7 separate regions of the Mus musculus genome follow, and regions 2, 3, 4, 5, 6 and 7 are each linked to region 1. The links are chromatin loops, found by intact Hi-C in ENCODE. Cell type or tissue: left cerebral cortex. All regions are shown on one strand. Region 1 holds the start of Usp9x (ubiquitin specific peptidase 9, X chromosome). Region 2 has its middle 9.4 kb from the start of AA414768. Region 3 has its middle 77 kb from the start of AA414768. Region 4 has its middle 63 kb from the start of AA414768. Region 5 has its middle 17 kb from the start of AA414768. Region 6 overlaps Med14 (mediator complex subunit 14). Region 7 holds the start of Med14 (mediator complex subunit 14).

Evidence for each region. A loop is a pair of places that touch in the nucleus more often than their neighbours do. Peaks named below come from ENCODE experiments on the same cell type or tissue, not always from the same donor. Only the 100,000 strongest peaks of a DNase experiment are listed, where the experiment ranks them.
Region 2: a loop joins it to region 1, with 2.7 times the contacts of the local background. A loop is called at or near these places in 4 of 42 quality-filtered maps.
Region 3: a loop joins it to region 1, with 4 times the contacts of the local background. A loop is called at or near these places in 2 of 42 quality-filtered maps.
Region 4: a loop joins it to region 1, with 7 times the contacts of the local background. A loop is called at or near these places in 8 of 42 quality-filtered maps.
Region 5: it touches region 1 in a loop (6-fold over the local background); 14 of 42 quality-filtered maps call a loop at or near these places.
Region 6: it touches region 1 in a loop (2.3-fold over the local background); 6 of 42 quality-filtered maps call a loop at or near these places.
Region 7: it touches region 1 in a loop (10-fold over the local background); 4 of 42 quality-filtered maps call a loop at or near these places.

The regions. Positions count from the first base shown.
Region 1 is chrX:13,069,698-13,073,697 of GRCm38, reverse strand. Usp9x (ubiquitin specific peptidase 9, X chromosome) reads right to left here and starts at 2,200. Exons shown (of 45, transcript NM_009481.2): 1 at 1,965-2,200. In left cerebral cortex, a CTCF peak has its summit at 2,381 (motif pointing right); DNase peaks (open chromatin) are centred at 1,719, 2,601, 3,026, 3,713 and 2 more places; H3K4me3 peaks cover 3,518 bases; H3K27ac peaks cover 2,673 bases.
Region 2 is chrX:12,944,282-12,948,281 of GRCm38, reverse strand. It overlaps the pseudogene Gm14534. Among named protein-coding and RNA genes, the nearest start is that of AA414768, 9.4 kb to the right of the region's middle. In left cerebral cortex, no CTCF peak of the experiment used is centred here; a DNase peak (open chromatin) is centred at 1,515.
Region 3 is chrX:12,858,232-12,862,231 of GRCm38, reverse strand. No RefSeq gene overlaps it. Among named protein-coding and RNA genes, the nearest start is that of AA414768, 77 kb to the left of the region's middle. In left cerebral cortex, a CTCF peak has its summit at 1,824; DNase peaks (open chromatin) are centred at 1,799 and 3,648; H3K4me3 peaks cover 456 bases; H3K27ac peaks cover 778 bases.
Region 4 is chrX:12,872,294-12,876,293 of GRCm38, reverse strand. No RefSeq gene overlaps it. Among named protein-coding and RNA genes, the nearest start is that of AA414768, 63 kb to the left of the region's middle. In left cerebral cortex, CTCF peaks have their summits at 91 (motif pointing right) and 2,416 (motif pointing right); a DNase peak (open chromatin) is centred at 2,425; H3K4me3 peaks cover 915 bases; H3K27ac peaks cover 1,037 bases.
Region 5 is chrX:12,917,735-12,921,734 of GRCm38, reverse strand. No RefSeq gene overlaps it. Among named protein-coding and RNA genes, the nearest start is that of AA414768, 17 kb to the left of the region's middle. In left cerebral cortex, a CTCF peak has its summit at 1,971 (motif pointing left); no DNase peak of the experiment used is centred here.
Region 6 is chrX:12,675,749-12,679,748 of GRCm38, reverse strand. Med14 (mediator complex subunit 14) reads left to right here. Exons shown (of 31, transcript NM_001048208.1): 31 at 2,098-4,000. The coding sequence ends at 2,171. Among named protein-coding and RNA genes, the nearest start is that of 1810030O07Rik, 4.1 kb to the right of the region's middle. In left cerebral cortex, a CTCF peak has its summit at 2,160 (motif pointing left); DNase peaks (open chromatin) are centred at 1,092 and 2,141.
Region 7 is chrX:12,759,941-12,763,940 of GRCm38, reverse strand. It overlaps Med14 (mediator complex subunit 14), which reads left to right and starts at 1,968. Exons shown (of 31, transcript NM_001048208.1): 1 at 1,968-2,474. The coding sequence starts at 2,242. It overlaps Gm14634 (predicted gene 14634), which reads right to left and starts at 1,663. Exons shown (of 5, transcript NR_045852.1): 1 at 955-1,663. In left cerebral cortex, a CTCF peak has its summit at 2,090; DNase peaks (open chromatin) are centred at 964, 1,793 and 2,392; H3K4me3 peaks cover 3,502 bases; H3K27ac peaks cover 2,639 bases.

The DNA.
Region 1 (4,000 bases):
TATTTTTAATTAAGCTCAAGTGTCAAACCTAGTCATGGTTAACCAATCCTTATAATAAATGAAGCGAATGAGCTCTTTTATTACTGGCTACAGAGTTCCCACGTAAGTACACCCAAAATAATTCTTCATAAGTCAAATTATACAAAAAAAGAGAGATGCAAGGCTGGTGGGTTTTAAGGTTAAAAAAAAATTATTTCGAGTGCCTCTCCTACTAACAGAAACAAAAATATTACCAAAACCCCACAATTCCTTCATTTACAATCAACGACCCTCTGTGGCAATTACACACACCTGTAAACTGTGGCTGTGAAAATTCAATTAACGGTGTTAACTACAGAACTTTCAAAATAATTTAAGCACGTCGTATCTAAAAATCTTATCTTCCAGTCTCTGAAGAAATCCAAACAGAAACAAAACCCCCAGCTTCGCACCTGTTTAACTTAAATATTTCACAATGAATGAAAAACAAGCCATTTATCAAGCCTGCAGCCTCACATCACCAGCATCTCAAGGTTTTATCAGTTACAAACTTGCACATACTAGTATTTCCTTTCTTCGTCTTCGTTTTTTCCTCCTCCTTCAGGAACAGCTAAAAATACAAAGGTGGTCGGTCTACTGTCGCTTGGAAGCGATTTCGGCATCAAAACATCCTTCCGGGCCTTTGGCCCACCGTGAGCAGCCGGAGGGGGCGAGGGAGGTGTGGGGGAGCGATAACCGGCTCGGCCTTCTCAGGGCACTGGGCCGCTGAGCGACTGCGGGTTATCGCGGGAGGGCGGCGAGGAGGCCAACTCGTCCGCGGGCCTGATAGCCAGGCGTCGCCGGGGCCTAGCGCTCCCGCTCCAAATCACTCCACCTCAGTAATGGCGTTCGGTGTCAAGTGGAACAGGCCGAGGGCGTCCGCCGCCGGGTTAAGGGGCGCGCGAACCAACCGTCCCCGCCCCCGCCCGCGCCGTGCCCGCGCCCCCGCGCGCTCCCGACCGACCTCCCGCGCGGGTGGAGGGGCGGCACGGCGCGCCGGAGTCTCCATCCTCCTCCTTCTCCTCCTCCTCCTCCTCTCCACTCCCGTCAGGCAGGGAAGGGGGAGGAAGGGGGAGGGCCGGAGCCGTCAGCCATTTTCCCTGCCAGTCCAAAACACACACGCACACACAGCGCCACGCTCACTCACGGACACGGACACACGCTCGCGGGACGCCGGCCGCGCGCACCACGGAGGCTCGCGCGCGCCCGCGACGGCCGGGGCTCGGGGCGACCCCCAACCCCGGCAGCCAGGCCCCCAAGGGAGGACCGCTTACGCACACACACCCCCTCGCGCCGTCCTCCCCAGCCCTCCAGCCAGCCGGAGGCCCTGGGCGCCGCCGGGCTCGGTACTCACCAAACACAACCCGGGAGTCTCCTACGAAGCGGGCCACGCGGAGGCGGGAGACGAGATGCAAAAGCTCGATCCCGGGACCGGGCCTAACCTGGGAGCATCCCAAGCCGGGGGCTGGCGAGGGACAAAAATATGAGAGGCTGCGGATGGCGGGCGGGCTCGCGACGCGCGACGCGTACCGACCAGGGGTCTGGCCCTCACCCTGGCCGCCCTAGGGCAGCGGTGACCACGGCCGCCGCCTCCCTCTCGGCCGGCCGCAGCCCTCTTCCCCCTTCTCCCCTCAGGCTCGGGCGCTGAGCTCAGACAAGCTCCGGGCGGTGCGTTTCTCCTGCGTCACCTCCTCCTGCTCCTCCTCCTGCAGCGGCAGTTTCACCTTCCCCTAGTCGCCGCCTCTGTCCCCCCACTCCAGGCCTGCTCGCTTAGCTACCGCTCCTGTCCTCACTCCCGTCACCCACCCCAAGCCCTGGGGCGGTAAAGGCGGCCGCCTCCCTGGAGGGCGAGGCGGCGGCGGCCGACTCCCGCGAGGCCTGGGAGCCGGTGCAGGCAGGGAGGGGGTTCGCTGGGACAGGGAGGAGGGCCCCAATGGGCCGTTTACCGAGAGCTTGCGGCTCCGCCACCGGCGGACTCTAGCTTCCGCAGCCTTGGGTACCACAGCCTCGTCAATATGGCGAACCCAACAAATCAAGAAAGAAAAGAAAAGACAGAAAGAAAAAGAAAGAAAACCCGCACGGCCGGTGGTGGTGGCGGTGGCGGTGGCAGTGTCGGAGGCGGCGGCGACGGCGGCAGCAACAGCAGCGGCAGCGCAGACTCCCACTAGTCTCAGCACCGCCCAAGGCTCAGCGCTTCTCCGCCCCCATCAGGGCCCTCCCCCTCCAAGCCCCGCCCTCAGCGCCCGGCCCGGCCCCTCCCCTTGCCCAGCCCCCCTCTGGGCCAGCTGCCCCCTCTCCCTGTCCACCTCAGGCTGTTGAGGGAAAGAAAGGAAGAGCGCTGTGGGCCACTAGGGGGCCCAGACAAGGCCCCGTCGCCTGGAACACTGCGAGCTGGGTGGGGGAGGGGAAGACAATGCTAGGGAAAGATCGTACCATCGCTTCCGGACGGCCACTGCAGGGGGTCATGCGAGGGAGCCAGAGACCCTTACAAACCGTAGGGGACCGAACCGAGAGCTGACGAAGGACTCGGACCACTCCAAAGAGGAGGGTGGAGTGGGGGGAAGGGAGAGATCCGGCATGCGGCCTGGGCAAAGGGACTGACTGTCGGGAATGGCAGGGATGTGGACAGGAAAGGGTTAATAAGCACGCAAGCTGCAGCCGCGTCGCTAGTTTGACTAGGGCTGCTTGTTTTTGTTCCATTGTGAACCATGGCCCCACCATCCAGTGCCCGGATGGTGACGTCACCGGCCTCCCCCTTTTCCGGGATGGTTCGGAGGATTGGTTGGGGAGTGGGGGGGGGGGGTGACGGAAAGACTAGATTCCTGGGTCCCGGTGCTAGGCGTTTGCACCCGCCTTGCTTGAGGGTCTCGACTGCGCAGCTGACCCATGTCACGTGACACGAGGATAGGACAAGCCACAGAGCAGTGGTGCCAGGTCCTGAGGGTTTGGCCACCTGCACCCAGCCGATAGGGGGAAGGTGTGGCTTGAACTCCAGAGCGGGGTCGCGGGGGGTGGGGGGAGCTGCTTCCCACTCCACTTTGAGGGAGGCGCTTTAAGCAGCTCATTCACACGATCCTGCAGCATCAGTACCTAAAAGCATTTCGTCAGTCTTAAAGGCATAGTGACTGGGACTGAGAACATTTTGGACACCGGAATCCTTACAACAGTAAAGACAAAAAATTATACACCGTCCTAGACACCTTAGCTACTCAGTAATACTAAATGTAGCAAAATGAACTTCTATTGCCATATCATCAACACCATTCAGTGTGAGAACCTGGGAGGGACTTATGAACCCATCCGCTATGTCAGGGACTATTTTCTGCATATTGAGACTCCGAACTATAAGCTGCGGAGGAAGAACTTAACAGAGCAATCTCAAACGTTGTAGGTTTGAAACGATTCTATAATTTACCTAAAATTCACAAATGAAGAGAAAATGAATACAATTACTGATCGATATTTCATTTTGACTTAAAAATGCCTGTTGGCAGCAAATCTTTAAAAATCATTATAAAATACTATAAAGTTAATTACATTTCATATAGAATAGATGAACTTATGCTATAAGCAGTCATTTCTTTAAAAAATTTTTTTCTATTTATTTCATGTATGTGAGTACACTGTACCTGTCTTCAGACACAGCAGAAGAAGAAATTGGAACCCATTACAGATGGCTGTGAGCCACGGTGTGGTTGCTGGGGATTGAACTCAGGAGCTTTGGAAGAGCAATCAGTGCTCTTAACCGCTGAGCCATCTCTCCAGCCCAACACAGTCATTTCTAATAAAGGAATATTAAATGGAATCCCAAAGAATTTAGGGGACAGCATGTTGCCGGTGTAATTTTTTGAAACCATTTCTCTATACAGCACAAGACTGTTTTCACCACAAAACTAATAGCTTACCCTAAACACATTATTTATAGTCCTTATAACTCTTACCACATGCAATCTTATTTATATAATTACTTCCGTGCATGCTT
Region 2 (4,000 bases), 130 kb after region 1:
CAGGGAAATCAAGGGGAGGGGAGTTTTTCTGTTCAAAGTAGAGGCTATTCAAAGTGCTCTCGAATCCTCTCTCAGTGAATTTCAGAGGCCAAGAGCGTGGGATGGAGAAGGAAAAGCTGGCTAGGTGGTTTGGGTGGGGCCCTGATCACAGCTCAGGATGTAGTAGGTCTGATTGGTTTGGTGGCTTGGTCTGATCAGTCTCTCTCTCAATCTTCTACTCACCCCTTCCTTCCTTCCTTCCTTCCTTCCTTCCTTCCTTCCTTCCTTCCTTCCTCCCTCCCTCCCTCCCTCCCCCTCCCTCCCTGCCCTCCCTCCCTCCCTCCCTCCCTCCCTCCCTCCCTCCCTCCCTCCCTCCCTCCCTCCCTCCTGCCCTTCCTTCTTTCCTTCCTCCCTACCCCAAAGGCTTGTGGTAGGAGTAGAACAAGGGAACAGTCGGGGCTATGCATTCAGGGCCAGAGAGATGGTTCAGGGAGCAAAGGCACTTACTGCCAAGCCTTAGCCCTCCACTCACTTGGTGGAAAGAGAGAACCAACTCTGTGAGCTTCTGACTTCTGCCTGAGCACCATAGCATTCACACACGCACACACACGCACACACACACACACACACAAAGCTTGCAAACACACACTAAACAAACAAACAATAAACAAATACATGTAAACAATAATCGAAAAGAACACATTGAGAAGGAAGGATGGAGGCCCTGGCTCATGACAACTTCTGAGCTGCAAACATCACAGCAGGGCCCATCCCTTGCCTTGAAGGTCTTGTCCCTCTACTTCAAGTACCAGGTGATGCCCATTTATCTGTGATTCAGACGTTCTATGCTTTAGGACATACACACTGCATTTGGGTGGAATATTTCTCCACATGCTGGGACTCAGAACTGAGATTCTTGCAGCTTATGGTATCTCAATCTAGAAAATTTTGTCTCTGTAGCTGGAGTCACAGTTCTGCACATTGTTAGCCACACTTCTACTTTTGACTCTCTCTCTTGCTCTTATACTTGCTTCAGATACTTAAGAGTCTGCCTTGACAACCCATCTACTTCTGAACGTTTTCTGTGGCTCTGGATCTTGCCTTAGTATTGCCAAGAGCATTCTACAGACAAGTAACTGTTACCCGTTGCCTATTGTCCCCTGGGTGTCTAAGCACTGTCTATGCCTGGACTTGTAGCAGATGTACAAGTGCCCTTAGGGACACTATGTTCACTTCTGTCTGTCTGTTGGTCTGTCTGTCTGTCTATCTATCTGTCTGTCTCTCTCTGTCTCTCTCTGTTTCTCTCTCTCTCTCTCTCTCTCTCTCTCTGTGTGTGTGTGTGTGTGTGTATGTATGTGTATGTATGTATGAATATACATTGGCATGTGTGGAGGCCAGAGATTGTTGTCAGGTATCTTCCTTAATTTCTCTCCACCTTAGTTTTTGACAGGGCCTCTCACTGAACCTGTGGCTCTCAGTTTTCACGAGACTGGCCAGCCAGTGAGTCTCCCAAGATTGCCCCCACACACACACCGCAACGTGGGTGGGTACATGAGATCCAAACTCAAGATTTTGTGCTTACTTGGCAGGCACTTTACCTACTGAGCCAACTCTCCGTCTCCACAGCTCTGATCTTTCTAATCACAGCTGTCAGCTATACTGGACTGCTCTTAACCCAGAAGCTGGGTTTGTGGCCCCACACCCCTGCAGGTGTGCCCACCTCCACAGCATCTGCCTCATTCCAGAGGTGTCAGCTGCAGCTCAAGTGGTCATGCCTTCCAGCCTGCCTACCTTACTACTGCCAACTTGATCATTCTCAGATGGCTTTTTGGACTTAAAAAAAAAAATCAATAGCTTGCTTCAGTATTTTCAAAATATTTTACTAGTAAGGTTGTATATTTAACTACACTGGAGCCAAGAAGAGACTAGGAAAAACACACTTAAAATTCAGAGACGTGGCAGATACTGACATTGGCCCTTTCATAGTCCCTTGGCACTCACTTTCCAGCACAAGACCAATACTTTTACTGCAAGAACCTGTGGCCAGTAGTTTGCACACTTTCCCTTGGCTATGGCCAGCACAAGAAAGAAGGGATGTGCCAAGGAATAAAACTGGGATTCAGCTTAAGATAAATACACTAGCTTCCTGCCTTCAGAGGTGTGTGTGTGTGTGTGTGTCTGTTTTGGATGGGTACACGGTGTCTCTTCCATAGTAGAGCCTCAACTGCCCATAACTACAACATGTTCAGTAACTCATCCCACTTCTCTTCCTTATCTTGCTTGTATATTTGCCAACTCTCCTACCAGTATATCCTGAGATTCCCTCTCTCCTCGTACATCAAATTAATGCTCATTTGCCGGTGGGTCAGACTAAGACATCTCAGGGTTAAGGTAAAAGGTTTCATCTTTTTTTTTTTTTTTGAGAAATACTTTGAGCACTACACGATAATACTTTTTGTTTGTGTGTTTGTTTGTTTGTTTGTTTGTTTGAGGCAGGGTTTCTCTTCGTAGCCGTGGCTATCCTGAAACTTTATAATGTAAACCAGGCTGGCCTCAAACTCACAGAGATCCATCTGCCTCTGCCTCCCAAGCACCACCACTGCCTGGCTTTGATAATACATTTTCAATGCTCTGATATGAGAAAAGCAACCAGCAAAGTTTCCCAGGAACTGTACTCTCTAGACAGGTCACATGAGTTCTACTGGCTTTTGAGATATTTAAAGAGTTTATGAGAGGATTTTTATGGTCAAATCAATTTAGATCACAGAAAACTAAGCAAATTTCCTCACCTTAGTACTACTGTAGGAAGCATGGGACCTTGCAGATTTTCAGATGTCTTCCCATGTTCATCTCATGATCCTTTTGCCTCAGCCTCCCAAGTACTGGGACTGTAGGCCTGCGCCATCATGCCTGACTGGGACATAAAACTTTATATGCAAAAGCTAGTGGGATAATGAAGCAATCAGACCATACATACTCAGTCAGATGCACATGACTTATAACGAATTATATATACAACATACATAGATTCTCTATACCAGCGGTTCTCAACCTTCCTAATGCTACAGCCCTTTAATACACTACTTCATGTTGTGGTGACCCCCAATCTCTGCCTTAGAGAACAAAAGGTTTTTTTTCTACTTCATAACTATGATTTTGCTACTGTTCTGAATCATAATGTAAGTATTTGATATTTAGGATATCTGATATACCAAACCTTAGGGGGTCCTGACCCACATGTTGAAAACCACTGAGTTTGGCTTTGTAGACACTGCTGTTCCCTGTTGCTGCTTGCTGCAGCCACGGTCAACCCCACTGTGTACTTCACAGTGGGGTGATGGTGAGCCCTTGGGCCACGTCTCCTTCAAGCTATTTGCAGACAAAGTTCCAGGGACAGCAGAAAACTTTCCTGCTCTGAGCACTGGAAAGAGTTTGGATATAAGGATTCCTCCTTTTGCAGAATTATTCCAGGTTTCATGAGCCAGGGTGGTGATGGCACACACCATAATGGCACTGGTGGCAGGGCCATCCTGACATCTCCTTGTCCATGGCAAATGCTGGGCCAAACACTAATGGTTCCCAGATTTTTATCTGCACTGCCAAGACTGGATCCCAAGCATGTGGTCTTTAGTGAAAGAAGGCATGAGCATTGTGGAAGCCATGAGCATTTTGGGTCTAGGAACTGCAAGATCACCATTGCCTACTCTGCACAGCTTGACTTGGGGGCATCTTATCCATCAGACCATTCCTTCTGTAGCTCAGGAGAGCGCCCCCACCCCACCTGCTCACAGTACCCTGTAATCTCTGCTCTCACTGAAGTTCTGTGGGTTCCATATTTTCCTCATTCCCCTCCAAGTATAGATGGATTGCAGAGTTCAGTTTATGATTATGAATAAAAACTAAATAAGAAAAAAAAGACTATTGATTTTGAAGAATCATTAAGTAAATGATGTAAGGAGATAAAGTCAATAACTACCCACCATTCAAGATGGAATTACAGACAATACTCTAGTAACCTACT
Region 3 (4,000 bases), 210 kb after region 1:
AACGCCAGCACCTTTTCGTGTGGGATTCCTTAGCCTTGAGGACCATGAGAAGTCAAATTCTTGCTTTCTATTGTTTCTGTGATAAATTGCCCAGACTATAGTATACTACTGTGGCAACATAGCGAACAAAGGCAGGTGGGTGTCTGCTTGGGAGCTGTAAGTACCTAGTTAGAAATCTGCAGATTTTTCTGCATAGTGGCCCATGCCTTTGATTCCAGCACTCAAGAGGCAGAGACTGAGTTTGAGGCTAGCCTGGTCTACATAGTGAGTTCTAGGACAGCCAGGGCTACACAGAGAGAGTCTATCTTAGGAAAAAAAACAAGAAAACAAGCAAGAAAGCGATTGAGTAAATGAATTTTCAGATTTGAAGGTCACTGAGGGTGACCTCTTCATTCCTAACCAGCTTCAGGGACCTGTGTTTCTCTTTCAGGCTTCCTGTGTTCCCTGTAATACACTCATTTTTTTTTAAAGATCTATTTATTTTATGTATATGAGTATATTGTCACTGTTTTCAGACACACCAAAAAGGGCATCAGATTCTATTACAGATGGTTGTGAGCCACTATGTGGTTGCTGGGAATTGAACTCGGGACCTCTGGAAGCAGCCAGTGTTCTTAACTGCTGAGCCATCTCTCCAACCTTTGGTTTGGTTTTGTTTGTTCGTTTGTTTGTTTTGTTTTTCTTTTGTAGACAGGGTTCCTCTGTGTATCACAGGCTCTCCTGGAACTCTCTATGTAGACCAGCCTGGCAGAGATCTGCCTGCCTTTGCCTCCCAAGTGCTGGGATTAAAGGCATGGGCAAACATCTCCCAGCCTCTGTTAATGATTTTTTATTTGTGTGTGTGTGTGTGTTCAGGTGTGCACACATGTGTGTGTACATGTACACATGTGCTTGTTACACATGCATCTGTCATGGGAGACGGGAGAGTGTTCTCATACTCGCACATGTGAGTAGAGGATAGGGCTTTGTGTTAGATCTCTTCCTCTATTCTTCTCATCTTATTTTTATAGAAATGGCCCATCAAACTTAAGGTTGCCACTTTGGCTAGACTGGCTGGCCAGCCAGCCCCCAGGATCTGCCAGTCTCTGCTCCTCACCACAGGGGTTACATGTGTGCACCTCCTATTCCAGTTTTCATGCAGGTTCTGGGAATCTGAACTCAGGTCCTCAATGCTTGTGTGACAAACACTTTCTCCAATGAGCCATCTCTGCAGCCCCAAGATTTAAAACACCTTAACATAGAGACAGCCTGGCTTTGTTGAGGCCCATGAAGGGAAGCCCATTTCTTCCTGGTAAAGTATTACTATTTTAACAGGTTTCATTAGGTTCTTATTTTTTTCTTTCTATGATCCCTTTTAACTTACTCTGTTACATGACTTTTGGTTAAAAGAATGGGGTGTGAGTCATATGTCTAGCCCTGGATACAGATATGAAATTCTGAGCTGCCAGGAAGATTACTGTCCAGCAGGAACAAAAGCACTTTGTCCCTTCTCTTAAGAGTTAATCTAAATGGGGCTGTCAATCACCTGGACAGGAATCTGCCTTGCAGGAAATCTGTTTCAGAAACTTTCAAATAACTTAAAACCTGACTACCAACATATGAGACCAAACCATGAGCTCTCTGGCCATGGTCCTTTCCCACTGTGAAAGTGTCTTCCTTCACAATGGTCCCTTTTAGGAAGTGCCCACCACTGCCTTTGCGCGTGCCTCCTGCCGTTCTGTGAAAACCTTTGCCGTCTAGCCATAGATATAGAATAGAGGGACTGGGAAGACCAGAAGGAGGCCAGAGCAGATTCCCAAACAGGAAGTGTTATGGATACCTCTGGCCACTGGATGGAGTAGAGTTGCAGGGTCAGAGTATGGTAGGCCGGAGCCCAGGAACACAGTCCTGTCTACAGAAACCTGACTCCAGCATAGCGGCATAACAACCATCCCAGTTCAGCCTAGGTGCTAGGAAGGAATGCAGGTTTGGAAACCTGTTTTTTCCTGACTCCCTTCTATGACTTTGTGATCTCTCCTGCACTGGGCCTCACTTTGGTGGCTTGTTTTTGCCTCAAGTTGTGCTTCCTTTCTTGTTTTAATTTTCAAGACAGGGTTTCTCTGTGTATCCCTGCTTTCTAGAACTCAATCTATAGACCCATCTTTGCCTCCTAAGTGCTGGGATCAAAGGCATGTGCTACCACCGCCTAGCTACTGCTGCTTTCTTTAAGATTCGTTTCATTATTTTAATTGTGTGGATGGGTGTGTTGGTTTGTGTCTGCAAAAGTCCAAAGAGAGCATCAGATGCCTTGGAGCTGGAGTTATAGGCAGTTGTGAGCCACCCAACATGGTACCCAAACTCAGGTCCTCTGTAAGAGCCATATATGATCTCAATGCTGAGCTGTCTTTCTAGCCCTGCCTTGAGTTCTAATAGCCCGTATTATAAGCATCCTTAGCAAGACCCACCCTTCTCTTTCTTTGTTTTCCTATCAGCCCAGTAGTCTACTGGGCAGTTAGTCTTTTCACTTGATTTTCTACAGAAAAATCTGCCTTTGTGTATCCAATAAAGAGTGTTAAATTAACACCATGGGGCCAGCCAGGTATGCTCCTCCCCACAGTGACCTGGCAACAGCCATGTAGGCCTGGTCCACTATTAAAAGGGCTGCTTGCCCCCTCCTCCCTCTCTTGTTCTCTTGGTCTCTTTCCTTCTTGCTCCTGCTCTGTCTCCTCGACCCTTCCCCACCCCCACCACCACCATGTGCTCATGGCCTGCCTCTCCTCCTCTCCTCTCCTCTCTCTACCTTTCTCTGCCTCTACTACCTTCTTAACTCCCCTCCCCATGCCCTGAATAAACTCTATTCTATTCTATTCTATACTGTTCTGTGGCTGGTCCCTCAAAGGGAAGGCATGCCTCAGCATGGGCCTGCTGAGACATTCCCTTCCCCCACACCTCACCACACATCCAAAGAACATAATCTCTTCTCTCTTTATCTTTTTATTAACACATCACAGTTGACCTGGTTCAATGCCCAGCACCTACATGGCAGCTTAATTCTAGTTCCAGGAGATCCAATGCCCTCTTCTGTCCTCCACAGGCACCAGCCACACATGTGCATGGGCATACATGCAGGCAAAACACCCAAACACATATTAAATAAATATAAGTAATTGCCAGGTATTTGGTTGTTTTTTTTAAAATTACACAGTGTGTACATGTGCTTGTTCAAAGACAGTTGTTATGCATTGTACCAGCTTTGTGGGAAAACCCGCATCCATTCTCCTCACACAGCTGGTATCTGAAGGCAGAGAACAAGGGTCATCTATGTACTATACACTTACCGACTCACTGTTTTATCAGAGGATGTTAAGTAATTACAGATTTCAGCATAGACTCAAAGATTCTCTTCATCTGGGAACTTCTCTTATCACTTGTATTCAAAGGTTAAATATAGAAGAAGGAATAAAAAAAAAAGACTCCAGACATTATGTAGTCACTGTCTGGAACTGGCAGGCATTATATTTCAACAGGATATTATCACTAAGGCGAAGAGAAATGATTCTTACTGGGTAGGAAATGATTGCACAGAGCAGTGTTGTTCAAGCAATCAGAGATCACGTCATGTGGTGAATGAAGGGTTTGCAATTCTATTGTTCATTTAAAATGGGCTGCTGGGAGAAAAAAGGCTGAAAAGAGCTTAGGGAGCAATGTCACACAGCTCCCCACCCCACCCCCACCCTGCTCTCCGCCCAGAAAATTCTGGAGTTCTAAAGTACCTGCTCTGACATCAGCCATCAGCAACCTTGGCTCTTTGAATTCCTTGCGTTTAGCTTGCACTCCCACCCGGTTCCCGTGTGGCGTTCATAGGGAACTGAAAGGGACCACGGGGTGTCTTTCCAAAGGTTTGTTAGGAAATCTGTCTTAGTTTCAGAACAGATTTTCTTCAGTTCTCTCACTGACTTCTGTTCTCAAGCAGGCCACTTGAGCGCATGTCACCCTTAGGAAATGAGCGTTTGCTACGGGA
Region 4 (4,000 bases), 200 kb after region 1:
ATATATATATATATATATATATATATATATATATATATATATACAGTGTAGCTGTTTTCAGTCACACCAGAAGAGGGCATCAGATCTCGTCACAGATGGTTGTGAGCCACCATGTGGTTGCTGGGATTTGAACTCAGGACCTTTGGAAGAGCAGTCAGTGTTCTTAACCACTGAGCCATCTCTCCAGTCTGGCTCTTTTTCTTTTAAAAACGTTTTTTCAATTTCCGTTTCTTATATTTCAAATGTAGGTTGTTTCATTTTCACCAAAATTATCCATCCTTTTTCTCCTACTCCCCAAGGCAACCATTTTCTCCTCTGGTAATAGATTCTTCTTGTACTTTGCGCACATGAGGGTAGTGTTGCCCTGACCTGTACAGGGACATCTAAATGTACAAAAGAAAATTACTGTTCCCATAAACAGTGCCACACTGCCAGTCCTCGAGCCCCCAATCAAGTTGCATCATCATTTTGACTAAACCAACATGGAACCTTTACATCATTATAATTGTATAAATGTGCTTCACGGTGAGGCTATATAGTACCATTCTCTCTTCCTTTTCCTTAGTTCCCCCTCCCCGTCCCTCCCTCTCTTTCTTCCACTGCTGAGAATAGAAGCCAGGGCTTCATGCAGAAATAAGCCTATACTCACTCCTGAGCTACCTCTCAGCCCTTCTGTGCTCATCCGTTAGTCTTCAGCATCCAGCTTTCCTATCACTGGACCTGCCTGCAGGGCTTGCACCCTGGTGGGCTGTGAGTCTCATCCACTGTCACCCTGGGAGCTCCCATCACCACACTCCTCCTCTTAAGGATCTTTCTTCCTTGCTGGAGCAGCTCTGCTAGCTCTTGAGGACTCAGGGCATGGGAGGTCAAGTTTTTGAGATTGTTTATCTAAACATGTTGTTAATTAGTCCCGTTAATGGGTTCTTGTTACAGGTCCAGAAGTCTCTGTTGGAATTCATTTTTCTTGGCATTTTTAAAATACTGATTTTGTTTTGGATGATGCTCTATGTGTGAGGGAGGAGGTGTACACATGGAATTGGTATTCCGGGCAGATGTGACCCACTGGATGTGGGGGGTGGAAAGCACCCAACCACTGAGCCACCCATCTAGCCAGCATTTATTATAAGGCAAGAACTCTGCTAACTGAACTACATCTCCGGGCCTTCTTTTGTATGTTTTTAATTAATTAATTAATTAAAAATATTTTGAAAGAGGGTCTCATTGTAGAGCTCCAGCTCTCCTGGAACAAACATCTACCTGCTTCTGCCTCCTGAGGGCTGACATTAAAGGCTTGTGCCACCATGGTTGGGTACGGTTTCATATTTGAGAGATTTACTCAACCTTAGCTTTCAATCTGACCGTTGAGTTTTTCATGTATTCTAGTCAGTTCTTTTCTTTTCTTTTCTTTCCTTTCCTTTCCTTTTCTTTCCTTTCCTTTTCTTTCCTTTCCTTTTCTTTTCTTCTCTTTTCTTTTCAAATCTCCAGGGGACTTTTCCTATCCCTTAGGTGGTTTTGTTTTGGTTTGGTTTGGTTCTTGGTTTTTCAAGACAGGGTTTCTCTGTGTAGTGCTGGCTGTCCTGGAACTCACTCTGTGGACCAGGCTGGCCTCAAACTCAGAAATCCGCCTGCCTCTGCCTCCCAAGTGCTGGGATTAAAGGCGTTAGTCACCACCACCCGGCTCCCTTAGGTGTTTTTATGTGGTTGCAATATCATCTCCTATTTCTCAGAAAATATTAACTGTTGAAGTGGCTACATCTCTCAATGGATTCTTTTTCTTCCAAATGATTTTATAGTCAATGTTTTATGTTCTGTCTTGATGTAGTGGGTTTCCTGGGGTATATACTAGTTCCAGGTTATAAGATTAGAACCTAAGGACAGGATTAGAAGAGAGTCTGATGAGGGTTGTTTGGTATGACGTTTGCTGAAACCCAGTTTAGACCACTATTCTGGTGTCTAAAGCTGTCAGTGCCTGAGAAATGCAGCTTTCTGGCATGCTGATGACAGGTGATATCTTCCATTGAAGGTGACCGGACGATGAGGGCTGAGGGTCATTTCACCCTCAATTACTCCTCATTCTTGATGTAGAATCCCTCGTTCAGCAATGCTTAATATGCCCCAGTCAAGTGACAACACCCTTTAAACACATCCCCGCGCGCGCGCGCGCGCGCACACACACACACACACACACACACACACACAGGCGCACACACAGATTGTTCGGCATGCGGCAGGGGTCGGGGGAGCCGTTACATCTCTGAGGCTGGGAATCTATGGCTCCTGACACACACACTGTCAATAATTACTGTTTTGTCTTCTGGCTCTAATCCACCCTTTTCTGTCTGGCTTTGTGCTGGCTGGGCGGAGTCTGCTAGCCGCATTGATTTTGCTGGCTGGTCCTTGCTAGACTTCACCCGTAGAGGGCAGTAGAGGGAAGCAGCGGCTAGCAAAGGAAGAGGGACCAGCTTCCCACTCCAGCCTGCCGCAGCCCAGCCTGGCTTAAACGCTCCAGCAGCTGCGTTTCCCTGCAGCAAGGCAGGTCTGCAGTGCTTGAGCTACCTTATCACACCCTCATCCCAGGGACACTTGAACCTGTGCGTGCAGCAACGCCCTGCTTTGGGGGCGTGGGGGTGGGTCCTACGTTCCAGTCCTTTGGGACCCTTCTCTGACATACTTATTTTTTTTGTTGTTTGCTTTTTAATAATTCCACTCTCTTCTTTGTTTCCCCAGCCTTGAGGATTATCACTGCCTCCTGTGGTTACTGTCTCCATGATACCTTCTTTCTCAGAGTTCTCTTTGTGTGCTTTCAATGCCTACCGAACAACTTCCTAATTAGTCAACTCGTTGATGCAATACATTAGTCAGTACATTAAATCCCTTCTGTTCAGCCTAGGGGTGTCGCTCAGCAGCACCTGCTGAGTATGTGCTATTGCGGTCCTGGTTCTCTGTGCAGCAGCGTCCTGTTTACACTGCTTCTATCTCCAAACCGGATTCACACTGACCCAACTGTTTTCAATATGGCTTCTTATTTTCCAGCTTCACCTACACCCCAGTTTCATAAGCTAGAGTTGGGCCCCCCATCCAAATCCAGAGTCTTTCTGAAGCTTAACAAAAGGTCAGTTTGCTTCTTGGATTCAGCCCCTGCGGTCCATTTCCCTATGTGTTTTGCATCTTCACCCCCAAAGTTCTGCTGCTGTTACTCTCCCAATCTATTTGGCCCTTTGGGTTTTGCTTTTTTTAAAAAAAAAAATTAGTTTACTGTCAGCATAATGAAGTCTGATGGAGAGGACCTAGTGTTACCATTATTATTTTCTTTTTATTAAAAGCATACAGGCATGACGGTAATTCTCTAATTCCAGCACAAAGGAGCCAGGGGCGGCGGGATTACTGCAAGTTTTTAGGACAGTCTGCTACATAGTGAGTTCAAGGCTATCTAACCACTACCACATAGTGAGACCATGTCTCAAAAGTAAATAGAAATAAAATAGGGGACGGGAGACGATTTACCAGGCAAGAGTATGCTGCTCTTGGCTCTCAGTACCTATGTCCAGCTCAGTCACCTGCCCCCCACGTGTGTACACATGCTCAGCATGTACACACAAATAAAAACAAACCTTGAAAATTATAAAAAGGGGGCTGGTGAGATGGTTCAGTGGGTAAGAGCACCCGACTGCTCTTCCGAAGGTCCGAAGTTCAAATCCCAGCAACCACATGGTGGCTCACAACCACCCGTAATGAGATCTGACGCCCTCTTCTGGTGCGTCTGAAGACAGCTACAGTGTACTAACATATAATAAATAAATAAATAAAATAAATAAATAAATAAATCTTTAAAAATAAAAAGAAAATTATAAAAATACATCTGAGAAAGCCAAGTGTGGTGCATACCTGTAACCCCAAGGCTTGCAAGGCACAATCAGCAAGATCTTGAGTTTGAGGACCGCCTGAGCTACTCAGCAAGACCCTGTCTGAAACAAAGAAATGAAGAAATAAGCGGCCAGAG
Region 5 (4,000 bases), 150 kb after region 1:
ACTGAATTATTTCTCCAGCCCCTGGTAAGTCTTAGAAATAGGAACTGAAGATGCTTCGGACTTTGTTCTTCTTTAAATTGTTTCACTTATGCTAGTGACTGCCTTTCCAGTTTAAAATTCACTTGTCTACAAAACAATTCTGACAAGTTTTTGACATCTACAGGTCATTTGGAGGCACTTGCTCTGTTTCTATGTTGAATCTTCCAATTTATATTTCCATTTCTTTACCTGTTTGTCCTATCTTCTTAGTTTCTAAATAGTTTTAGTGTCTAGAGCCTAAAAATGTGTCATTAAATTTTTATCTAGTGATTTCATTTTTAGAGCTATGCAGATGATCTTTTTTAAAAGTTAGGGCTTCTTTAAAACATGGTGGCACATGCCTTTAACCCTAGCACTCCAGAAGCTGAGATGGATAGATCTCTGTGAGTTTGAGGCCAGTCTAGTATACAGAGTGAGTTTCAGGATAGCCACAGCTATATAAATGAGACCCTGTCTCAAAAGATTACAAGAAAAGAAAAAGTCAAATTGCAACTATGCAAGAATCACCCTGCAAACTGTTAGAAATACTGTGGTTGGCCTTGACTGCACATCTTTTTCTTTTTTTTTTTTTTTTTTTTTTTTTGGTTTTTGGTTTTTGAGACAGGGTTTCTCTATATAGCTCTGGCTGTCCTGGAACTCACTTTGTAGACCAGGCTGGCCTCGAACTCAGAAATCCACCTGCCTCTGCCTTCTGAGTGCTGGGATTAAAGGCATGCGCCACCACGCCCGGCTTGACTGCATATCTTGTGGCCTTGCTGAATGCCCTCATTCACGTACTCTAACATTTGTTCTTGTTTGAATTTTTGAAAGTTTCCTTTGTTTTTATTTTATATAAATGGGTATTTTTTTTCTGCATGGAAGGAAAGAACTGACTCTATAGAGTTGTTCCCTGACTGCCCTACTCCACATATTACCTGGCATGACTACACACACACACACACACACACACACACATCATACACACAAAAACACACACTATAATACTAAATTTACCCATCCTTGGCAAAATTGCCATGCATCAACTGAATTCGGTGCAAATCCTCTTGAAAGCACTGAATTTTAGGGATTAAGAAATAATTCTGTTGTTGCCGGGCGTGGTGGCGCACGCCTTTAATCCCAGCACTGGGAAGGCAGAGGCAGGCGGGTTTCTGAGTTCAAGGCCAGCCTGGTCTACAAAGTGAGTTCCAGGACAGCCAGGGCTACACAGAGAAACCCTGTCTCAAAAAAACAAAAACAAAAAACAAAAAAAACAACCTTTTCAGTCAATTTGAGTTCGAATCCCTGGAGCCCAAGTAAAGGCCGGGAGTGAGAACTAGTCCAGCACTCTCACAGCAAGACAGCAGGAGAATAGCTGTCCTCCCCACCAGAAATTCATAGAACAGCTAGCCTAGGGTGCAGGGTAGCAGCAATATGAGCCAGTACTTCAAACAAAGGGTAGGCAAGAACTCACACCCAAGTTGGGCCTCTGACTACCACAGGAGCACTGTGACATATGTGTACCCTAACACACAGTACATGCACATTCATACACACAAATGAATTAACTGATCGAATAAAAAATGACTAGGACCTGGGGCTGGGGAGATGGCTCAGTGGTTAAAACTACTGGTTGTTCTTCCAGAGGACCCACATTCAATTCCCAGCCCCTACATGGCAACTCACAATTGTCTATAACTCCAGTCCTAGAGGATCAGACACCTCTTCTGACAACTGAGGGCGCTATATGCACAGGGGGTACCCCCTCCCCCCACACAGACAAACACACATATACATAAAACAAAAATTAAAATTAAAAAAATGGCTATGAGGCCTGGAGAGATGGCTCAGAGGTTGAGAGCACTGACTGCTTTTCAGGAGGTCTTGAGTTCAATTCCTTGCAACCAAATGGTGGCTCAGAACCTTCTATAATGAGATCTGGCGCCCTCTTCTGGTATGCAGGCATATTTGCAGGCAGAACTACATAATAAATCTTTTTTAAAATGGCTATGATTGGTCAATGGTCTATAAAAGGCAGACTCTCAGAGACATGTTATATACACTGTGACAAATGGAGAGAGAAATAGCGATGAACATGATGTAGCCAACTAAATCCTGTAGACTCTGGAGCTAGAAACCCGTGGAGGTGGGTGTATGCATCCAGTACCCTCTGAAAATTATTTAAAACCTCTCAGTCAGGAATGGAGACAGAAGTATTTTTCTCTGAAGGAATTAATGACTGTCTTTAAGGCATTTGTTATGTAGAGACACACTTTGTTTTTGTCAGAGTAGTTTAAAGCAAAACCCAGACCATGTTGTGGCATCCAAAAAATGCTTCTATAAGCATTTCTACCTAGTAAAGTCATGGAAGTTGTTTTAAGTTCCATCCACGCCCAGCTGCATCTTCAAAACGAATAACTGGGCTCTGTAGCTCTGTGGTCGAGTGTTTGTCTAGCATGTGCAAGGTCTTGGGTTAAATCCCCAATTCTAGAAACAACAAAAGTCTCTTTCTCCTTTTTTCCTTCTTTTCTTTTTTTCCTTCTCTTTTTCTTTCTTTTTCATTTGTTGGGCTGGGACTCAAACTTGAGGCCCAATGCCTGCTAGGCAAGCATTTTGTCACTGAATTCCATTCCCAGCACCAATAATTCCACAGCATCGTCTCACTTTAATCTGTATCCAAAGGTCCTTAACGATAAGAAAGACATACTTAAGACCTAAGCAAGGATCCTACATTCCACTTGGTTACCAGGGCCCTGAAGTTTGTGTTATTCACTAACAGCCTTATCCCCACCTTACTTCCGTGCTATTGACTTATTGAAAATGCAGACTGGCCGGGTGGTGGTGGTGCACGCCTTTAATCCCAGCACTTGGGAGGCAGAGGCAGGCAGATTTCTGAGTTCGAGGCCAGCCTGGTCTACAAAGTGAGTTCCAGGACAGCCAGGGCTACACAGAGAAACCCTGTCTCAAAAAACCAAAACCAAACCAAACCAAAACAAAACAAAACAAAAAAAAAGAAGAAGAAAAGAAAAGGAAAGGAAAAAAAAAAGAAAGAAAATGCAGGCTGATCCTTGACACTGGCTGATTGCTTCTGCAGGCAGTCACTCCACTCATCTGCTCTTTTAGACACAGAAACTTATTGACGCTTTGTTATAGGTGGGATTATTTAATAGGCACTGTAATGTACTTTGGGTCACGCCACAGCAAGAGATGGATAGCGTGTGTGTCATCTCAAGGTACCACGAGCCTGGTTCATTTATTAGAAAGTTTCCAGGCCTGATTTTACTTAATGCTTTCTTTATTCATTAGTGTCCACTAATGAGCATCGCTGAAACCCATTACTTTCATCTTTTCTTTTCTTATATATTTATTTTTACGTGCATTGGTCTTTTGCCTGCCTGTGTGTGTGAAGGTGTTGGATCCCCGGAACTGGAGTTACAGACAGCTGTGAGCCGCCATGTGGGTGCTGGGAATTAAACTGGGGTCCTCTGGAAGAGCAGCCACTGCTCTTAACTGCCAAGCTGTCTCTCCAGCTCTGCATCTTTTGTTTTCTTGCACAGACTTCTCTTTGTAGCTCAGGCTAGCCTAGGATTCATGATCCTACTGCCTCTGCTTCCTGAGTGCTGGGATTGCGGGTGCTGGCTAGCATGAGAAAGTCCCCGGGGCTCATTTATTCTGCATGCACATGAATTATTGACAAATGAAACAATACAAGGCCTAGCATTTGCTGTGAAATGGTGAAGACAGGTAAGCAGGAGTGTGGGACTGGCTCTGGGATAAGAACTGGTGACCCTAGACATTGGCTATTAAAACTCATTATATGACTCCTTTTGTTGTTATATTGCTTTTTTTTTTTAAATATGTGTATGTTTGTGTCTTTGTGAGAGTATGTGCACTTGAGTTCAGGTCCTCTCTGAGGCTGCAGTCCTCAGATGACGCCGGAGCTGCCTGACATAAGTGTTGCAAACCAAACTTAACCATCGCGGAG
Region 6 (4,000 bases), 390 kb after region 1:
TGGCATCGCTGCTTTTTGGGCTTCTTATGTAAGTGTCAGGCGGGTGCAAGTGAGCCTTTACCCTGAACGCACAGTGAAGCTCTGAGACTGGACATTTCCCAGGAAACCAGAGTGTTTCTTGACAGATAAATGAGGTCCCTTCGACAATGGAGTAGCCCACACTTAACTCCTGGCAATGCCAAATTTGGGGGTCTAAATCATGAAGCTCAGCAAAGAGAACTTTGCTTCAGTTTTGCTCATTTCTAATATTTATGAATGTACGCTCATGCCTGATGCTAAGGAAGTCCTCTTTATAGCCTTAGAATAGCTTGCAAACAGAATTAGGAGAAATGAGGACAAAGCTGTTCTCTGAAACATTTTAAAGTATCAGTGTCAAAAGTTTTAGGAATCCTGAGGGGAAAAGGAAGTTTTTAAAAGCTATCTGTTCCCCCATTCCATACCTAGGTAAGGGCTTGCCTCAGTTTCTAAGGAATCCACTGGGCAGTAGAGAACAGTGTGCTTCGTTTGTTAGAATACTTCTGACAACTTTCTGCTTTCATTCTTTAACCTTTCTCTTCAGCTGAGAATAGGCCCTCAGGAATCAAAATTTAAAGCCATCACAATTCTCAAGTTAGCAGTCTAGTAGAACTCGGATGGTAAACATAATTCCTTCATATGGATAACTTTTAAGTATGTCCTATCCACTGGGATTGAAAAATTAAAAGGGAAATGATTTGATCTTACTGTGATCTAGCAAATTTTCTACCTATCAGTGTAAAGTGTCAAAGTGTGTATGCATGTCCCTGTATGCACAGGCATGCATGCACACACATGCGCTTGCACATGTACATGCACACATACGCACCGCAGTTTGTTAAGAATTGGTAAGGTATTATGGGGGTGCTTTCTTTTTTTCTTTTGTTCCTTCTTTGGTTGGACAAACCTTTGGATTTCCTTTGTCCTTTTGTCTGTACCCTCATTTTCCAGTGCTTGGAGCAAAGACTGGCAGTGACTTGCACAGGAACACAGTGTCCTACCCTTTGACAGGCCATAATTCCTATGAGGGCTTCCGTTCACCCCCTATCAGCCATAAGTAGTGTCAAAGCCTGTTCTAACAGGAAGGATCTAGTTTGGCGTGAGGATGAGGAGTATGAGTTGTACCTCCACAATCGAGTTTTTACATCCTTGCCATGAGATATGTCAGCTTCCTTGCCCTTCTCCCACAGTGCAAACATTTTGAGGGAAAATGCTAGCTTGGTTCAGTGGTGTTACACCTGTAATCTCTGCCCCTGGAGGCTGAGGCAGGAGAGTTTTGAGTTCTAAACCAGTTTGGCTTACATAGACCATTCGTTGTCTTATAACAACTACAATGAAAAGAAAAGGGGAAAAATACCTAAGCTTAATAAACCTTTTCTCCTTTGAAAACAGAAACAAAACCTCCTTTATTTTTGTATTTAATTGACTTCAGTCTTAATGTGTAAATTTAGAAGTCAAATATTTCCATGAAGCCAACAATCTCTATGAGCTGTCATAGACTTTCATTGTGCAGTATAACTTCACTAGCCAAATTTAAAATTTAACCTAACTACAATATAAAATGAAAATGTTGAATTTCTTAGCCAAAGTAGTGCTGTGTAGAGCATGGACATTTCTTTTGCTGCAGAACATTGTATTGGTCAGCAGTATTACTATAACTTAGTGGAAGTAGCCTTATCTGGCCTTTCATGCAGAGTTAGCTGGAAGGACATCACGGATGTCATAACTAATGCACTGATATACATTAGAACTATCGTTAGATCAAGAATGCATTAAGTATTCTAGAGTCAGACTGTTCAAGTCTTATCCAATGTGGCACTGCTTCCGTGCACTGAAAGCATCTCTTTCTCTCTGTTTAAACTTGACATGTGCTCCCAGTTTCTTCCTGAGACAAAAACAATGCCCAACCCAAATATAATGTTACACCACACCAGTTCCTACTGCCTAAAATCTGAATAGTTTAAAATACTTAACGTCTTTGATTTCAAATTCGTGACTGATTTTAACCATCCCTTCCCTCACTGGTGTGTTAACGTCTCTCCTCCACTGCGAATAGCTAATGACCATTTTTCTCTGTTGCAGGTGAATGCACAATATTTGCAGCTGTTCGTGATTTAATGGCTAATCTTACACTGCCCCCTGGTGGGCGTCCATAGACACTATTGTTTTTAAACCAGGAAGGCTGACTAATGAAACAAAACAACACACACACACAAAAAGGCTGAATTCAGCCTTCAGTTTTAAAAAGGAAAAGGACTTTTTTTAACCTTAAGAGCTAAATATTCTAAACTGGCAACATTTTCAGGGTGCACTTCATCAAAAAGACCATCAATTTTTTTGTATAGTGAACTTGTATAGTGTGTTTAAATGCGACACATTTCAAACTAGGTAACAGATCAGTGTCCTCGTGCCAGTAATAGATTTAATATTCTGTTTTATACTATAAAATAATGAAAATGCCAAACTTGTTTATTTAATTGTTTTCTTATGTTTTGGGTGTAATGGTCCTTTTTGATTTTTATTTTTATTTTTTAAGGCAGGTCTGTCAGTTTTGAATACTGTAAAACTGTGACAAACTTTATATTGAAGCTGTATTTTAATATGCCCGCTTTGAATCCTTACTCCGAAATGGTTTTGGGAGCTGTTAAACACATCCCAAAGAAGCAATATTTAATAAAACTAGGATCTAAAAGAGACACTTGTGTATGTATAAGCTCTCTAGAGTTCTTAGGGCCTCCCTTCATCTTTAATCTGGTGGGGCCAGTCAGTTTTTTAATTATGTATGTCTGAAATTTGACCAAAAACATTCTTGTTTTAAGGTTAGTTTCTTCAGACATTCCTAACCTGACTGGTGATAGTCTTTAGCACCTCAGTTGTTTTTCAGTATAGGATTTTGCTAAAATGAAAGAGCTTTGTCTTTAAAAAAGAGATCAAGGATCCCAAAGAATACGATTCTCATATGTGAGAAAATGGGAACCTTTTTGCTAGGAAAATGTCATTTTTAAGGTATACTTAAAAATGTATACAGCATTAACTAGGAACAAAAACGTGACTGCTCTAATTTGCATGACGTTTTTCTTTTATCTTATTTAACTTTTTACCTTCCCCAGCCCATTTGGGGTTGTTCTAAACAATCTCAATTTAATCTGTCGTCAGCAAGACAATAGGACGTTTTGCTGGTCACAACCTAGTCCAGTCATTTAAAAAGTCCACAGTGCAGTGCCTGTCCAGTGTTCAGTGGAGTTTCTGGCACTGGTACATCTCAATAGGATTTCTTTTTAAGAGTACTGTACTGTCTCTTGAAGCCAGTCAGGGACTTTTTAAACTTTAATGAATATGGTGTGATTCAAATGTCTTCTGATAACTTGATGTTATTTGGAGGAGTTTTTGTTTTGTTTTGTTTTGTGTGTTTTTTTAAATGATAATATCATGCTGAGTTATCTAGACAATGTATTATCCTTGATGAAATTTTAGATGTTTGTCTGATTACATTTTAAGATGATTGAGCTTCTACAAGTATAACCATGAAATTCTAGTTTTTTAAGTATCTTACTGCAACTGTATCATGTGTTCTCCTCAACTTGGCTTGAGTCTCCCTTGCAGTCAGAGTTGAGGCCTTCTTTGTCTTCTTTGTCTCTTTTCTGCTTTCATCTCCTGCTTTTCACCCAACTCTGCCACTGTTCCAGAGTAGGTGACTAAACTTTGATTCTTCCTTTAGCTTAACCTTTTTCTCCTTCTGTTTCCAGTTCTCTTCACAGTACTAATCACATGGGTTCGGCAATCTAAGATGTCTTGATCAGGAGTCAATCCTTTTCTATTTGGAGCTGAATCCTAGCTTTCATGTAGAAATCTACATGTATATACAAGAAATGTATTTTTATCTGCAGGATGATATTGTTTCAAATAATTTTATTAATAGAATTAACTTTTCAGGTATTTTCTCTTTTAAGTGTGGTTTTAAAATGTTAAATGAATTTTTATACAT
Region 7 (4,000 bases), 310 kb after region 1:
AAAAAAAATGTGTGTGTCTCATCATGTACAGTGTCCTAGCATTCAGGAGTGAGGCAGGGGGGATTTAGCTTACAGTCAGTCTGAGTTATACTGTGAGACTGTAGACATGTCTATTATATATCATACACAATGAAATGTCACCTGCAACAACATGTATGGATCAAGAGGACATTACATATTGTCAAATAAGACAGGCACACAAAGCCAGTATCTCTTCTCACTTCAAGTGGAATCTTAACAAGTCCAATTCACTAAAGCAACAGTAAATAATTTTTATCAGATGCTGAGGGCAGAGAAAAGGGAAATGTTGCTCAAAAGATACAATGTTTCAGTTAGGCAGCAATATGTTACATAGCGATGTTAGTTAATATCCCAGATATAGAATAACATCTCCTACAGATAAGAGTGAATTTTAGTTGGACATGAGGTGCACACCAATAATCCCAAATACTTAGGAGACTGAGGGAGGGGATCACAAGTTATCATTCTAATTTACATAGCAAGTCCCAGGTGAGCCTATGTCATTTAAGGAGAACCCAACTCAATAAAAAATAGCTGGGGATATAAAGGCAGAATGTTTGCCTACTATAGGCAAGGATTTGGTTGGATTCAATCCTTAGTCCTGCAAAAGGCAATGTTGTGGCAGGAGGTGGTGGTATATTCTAGCTGTCACCACAAAGAATAAAGTATGAGAGGTGATCAAAGTCAATGAGTCCGATTTGTTCATTCGGGAGTGTATTCATGCACTGTACCCCATAAACATATGCAATTTAACACTGTACCCCATAAATACATGATTTATCAATCTGAAAAATGGATGAGGTAGTGGAGGAGCTTGTGATCCCAATTACTTTGAGCTCAAGAGCTAAAAAATGCCAGCCCCGACAACACAGTGAGACCAAGAATCAAGAGCACTGCAATTGTACAAGTGGAGAACAAAGAGAATTGTCTAACCTTACGATCAGCATGAGCATCTGTTACACCTGCGAGAGATGAAGCTGCAAAACGATGTTTAGGTAGGGTCACAAAAATAGACGCTTTTAACAGTTAATTTTTCCGTGACTTGTGCGTGAGAATAGCTAGGTTACTAAACAAAAAACAAAAATAAACGCACACAAAAAAACTTTCGAAGCCCAGACATCACGAAAGACCAATTGCTTCCGAATCTATGGAGGTGGAGGGAACCCACAGACATGTTTAAAGGCTTGCAGTTCGTTTCAAACAGAAGCCAAGATTAGAAAACAGACAAAACATGTGGATTTTGGGAGAAAGAGGCTGTAGTTGGAAAGATGAAAACCCAGGCAGGATAGGGCGGCTACTGCAAGGGCAGGGACAAAAGCCAAGAACACCAGCAAAGGATTTAAGGACTACATGTGTTTCAATGTTGGGCTTTGGGTGACAGCAAAGGCGCGGCACACAGGAGACTGCATTCAAATGACGTTATTGTGTCGTTGCTCTTGTCCCACAATTGACAAAAAAAAAAAAGGAAAAAGGAAAAAAAGAGACTGTAACGTTTTCTCCCACGCGTCGCGCCAGGGTCGCCTATGGGCGGAGCGTGCGTTGGACAGTCACAGCGCGCGGTCGCCGCAGGCCGCCTTTTTGGGGCCCCGAGAGGAGAGACGGGTGGTTTCTCCGCCAACCCTTCTCCGTTCACCGTCCCGCTGCGGTCGCCTAGGCGGGGAAAAAGAGCGCTTAGGGACCACTGACGTTACTGTGACGCGGCCGCTGGACTGGCGGCGCGGCTTCCGGCGCCTTGCGCCCACCCCCCTTTCCGCTTTCCCGCCCACGCACCTCCTGGCTCCGCCCCTCTCCCACGCACCCCCTCCTCCTGTCCCCCAGAACAGCACAGCGCGGGGAACGGTCGCAGGTTGCCTTTGGAAAGGGCCTCCCGCGGGTTCCCCTTCCGTTCTGCCTGGCGACTTCCGCTCTCGGCCCAGCAACATGGACGCTATAACCCGCCGGCCGGGCGGCCGCTGAGCAGTCGCGGAAGCTTCCCCACTTGAGTGGCGGCCGGCCCGCCTCTCTGCCCTCCCGCCCCACGCTCGCCTCCCTGCGGCCGGCCGGCCCGGCCCTACATGGGGGCGGGCCTCCGCAGCTTGGGCTCGGCTTCCTGTTCAGAGGCGGCCTGGCGCTAGGCGGCGGCCACTCTGCCCGCGCCCGCCTCGGTGCGGTCACCGAGCCCGGGAGGAGGCTCCAGGGCCGCATCTCAGGCGGTTGCCCCGAGCCGGGCTGTACGCCGCCATGGCCCCAGTGCAGCTGGACAACCACCAGCTGATCCCTCCTGGCGGCGGCGGTGGCAGCAGCGGCGGCGGAGGCAGCAGCAGCGGCTCCGCGTCTGCCCCGGCTCCCCCGCCGCCCGCAGCCGCTGTGGCGGCGGCAGCTGCGGCGGCAGCTAGCCCTGGATACCGGCTTAGCACGCTCATCGAATTTCTGCTCCACCGGGCCTACTCGGAGCTTATGGTGTTGACGGACTTGTAAGTGCTGCGAACCCATGCCTGCTTCCCGGCTCCTCACTTGCCCTTCCCGCCTTCAAGAGAGGCTTATGCTTGCCATTTACTGAGCTAGGCTGCTGAGCGTAGAATTTGGAAATTCATGGGGTTTAGGTTCTGGGGACAGGGAGGAGGTAACTATTGGGGATCTGGTTGACGATGAAAGCACGGAGACTGGTTAGTTTCGCATGTTAACACTTGCGCTGAAGATTGTCTTTGGGATTTTTGTCTTGAGTTCCCAACAGAAGTGTATTAATTTCTATGTGGAATATTTTCTAAAAACCTAAGTCGAAGAGTAAGCATTGAGGACTACGTAGAATTCGAACTGAACGGGATTTTCAACGAAGGGAAATGTTTTACATCTTTTTTGACAATGTTTTAAATGAAGGTTGCAATTGTTTCTCTTAAAATGCCGGAGGTCGATTCTGTGTAAAACAATTACATTATAAATTCTGATTCTTTCTGCAACATTTGAAAGCGTGTTAAGTCTTTATGGATGTAGTGAAAGTAGAATACTTTTTTTCTAATGAGCCTCCGGGTTTCAGTCTAGTTACCTATGAAATGCCTTGGGGCGTGATTAGGGTGTTAATACCTTCAGAGTACAAGCCGACTACACGGATGGTTCACTATGTGAATAAAAGGTACTAGGAAAATTTGAAACTCTTTAGCATCTTCTACCTGAGGTCCATAAAAGTTTTCTTTTTACCTATTGTTAGGCTCCCTCAGGTTTCCAGGGAAATACGTTAGTATGTAGACGCTAGGATGTATCTTGCAATACTTTGTTACTGGAGAATTACATTGTACATGACTAAAAGAATTAGGGCGGGCTTCACTTACTCTTGTAAAACATTCCCTTTCAGTTTTGATGTACAATATTTTATTGAATGAGACAAAGCTTAACCTTATCAAAAGTGGTGGCGGTATTACTATTCTCCTTACTATTGAGACGGGGTCTTCCTGTGTAATCGGGCTGGTCGCTAACCTTCAGTTCTGGCTCAGCCGCTTTAGTGTTGGGATTACAAGTATGAGCCACTACACCTGGCTGAGATTTTTTTTTTTTAACACACGATTTCCTCATCTAGTAAGAGCTAGGATTACAGGTGTGTGTACGTCCCTCACCCCGTATGGCTTCTGACTGAGTGATCTGTCAAGCTTAGTTCTTGTAGTAATGTACGTATATTGCATGTGTTCATAAGAATTCAAGACAGTTTAATATATGTCCTGTGCGTAGCTGTGGTAAAAAGACTGATCATGGATCATGTGATTGGTTTTCTGTAAAGAATTTGTAAAAATGTATTGAATTGTGTTCTATTTTTAATTTTAGGATTTAGTTTATGGAGAGAGATCTGTTTTATTGATATAGAATAATCTATGTTTAGTCCCCCCCCCCCATCATTTGTATGACTCCTAAACATATCTCAAGCACAGCCCTCAGCTGAATTCCACATTCTGTGTCCAGATCCTTACAGCTCAATATCTAACCCAGAAGCTGTGTTCAGTGAAAAATAAGA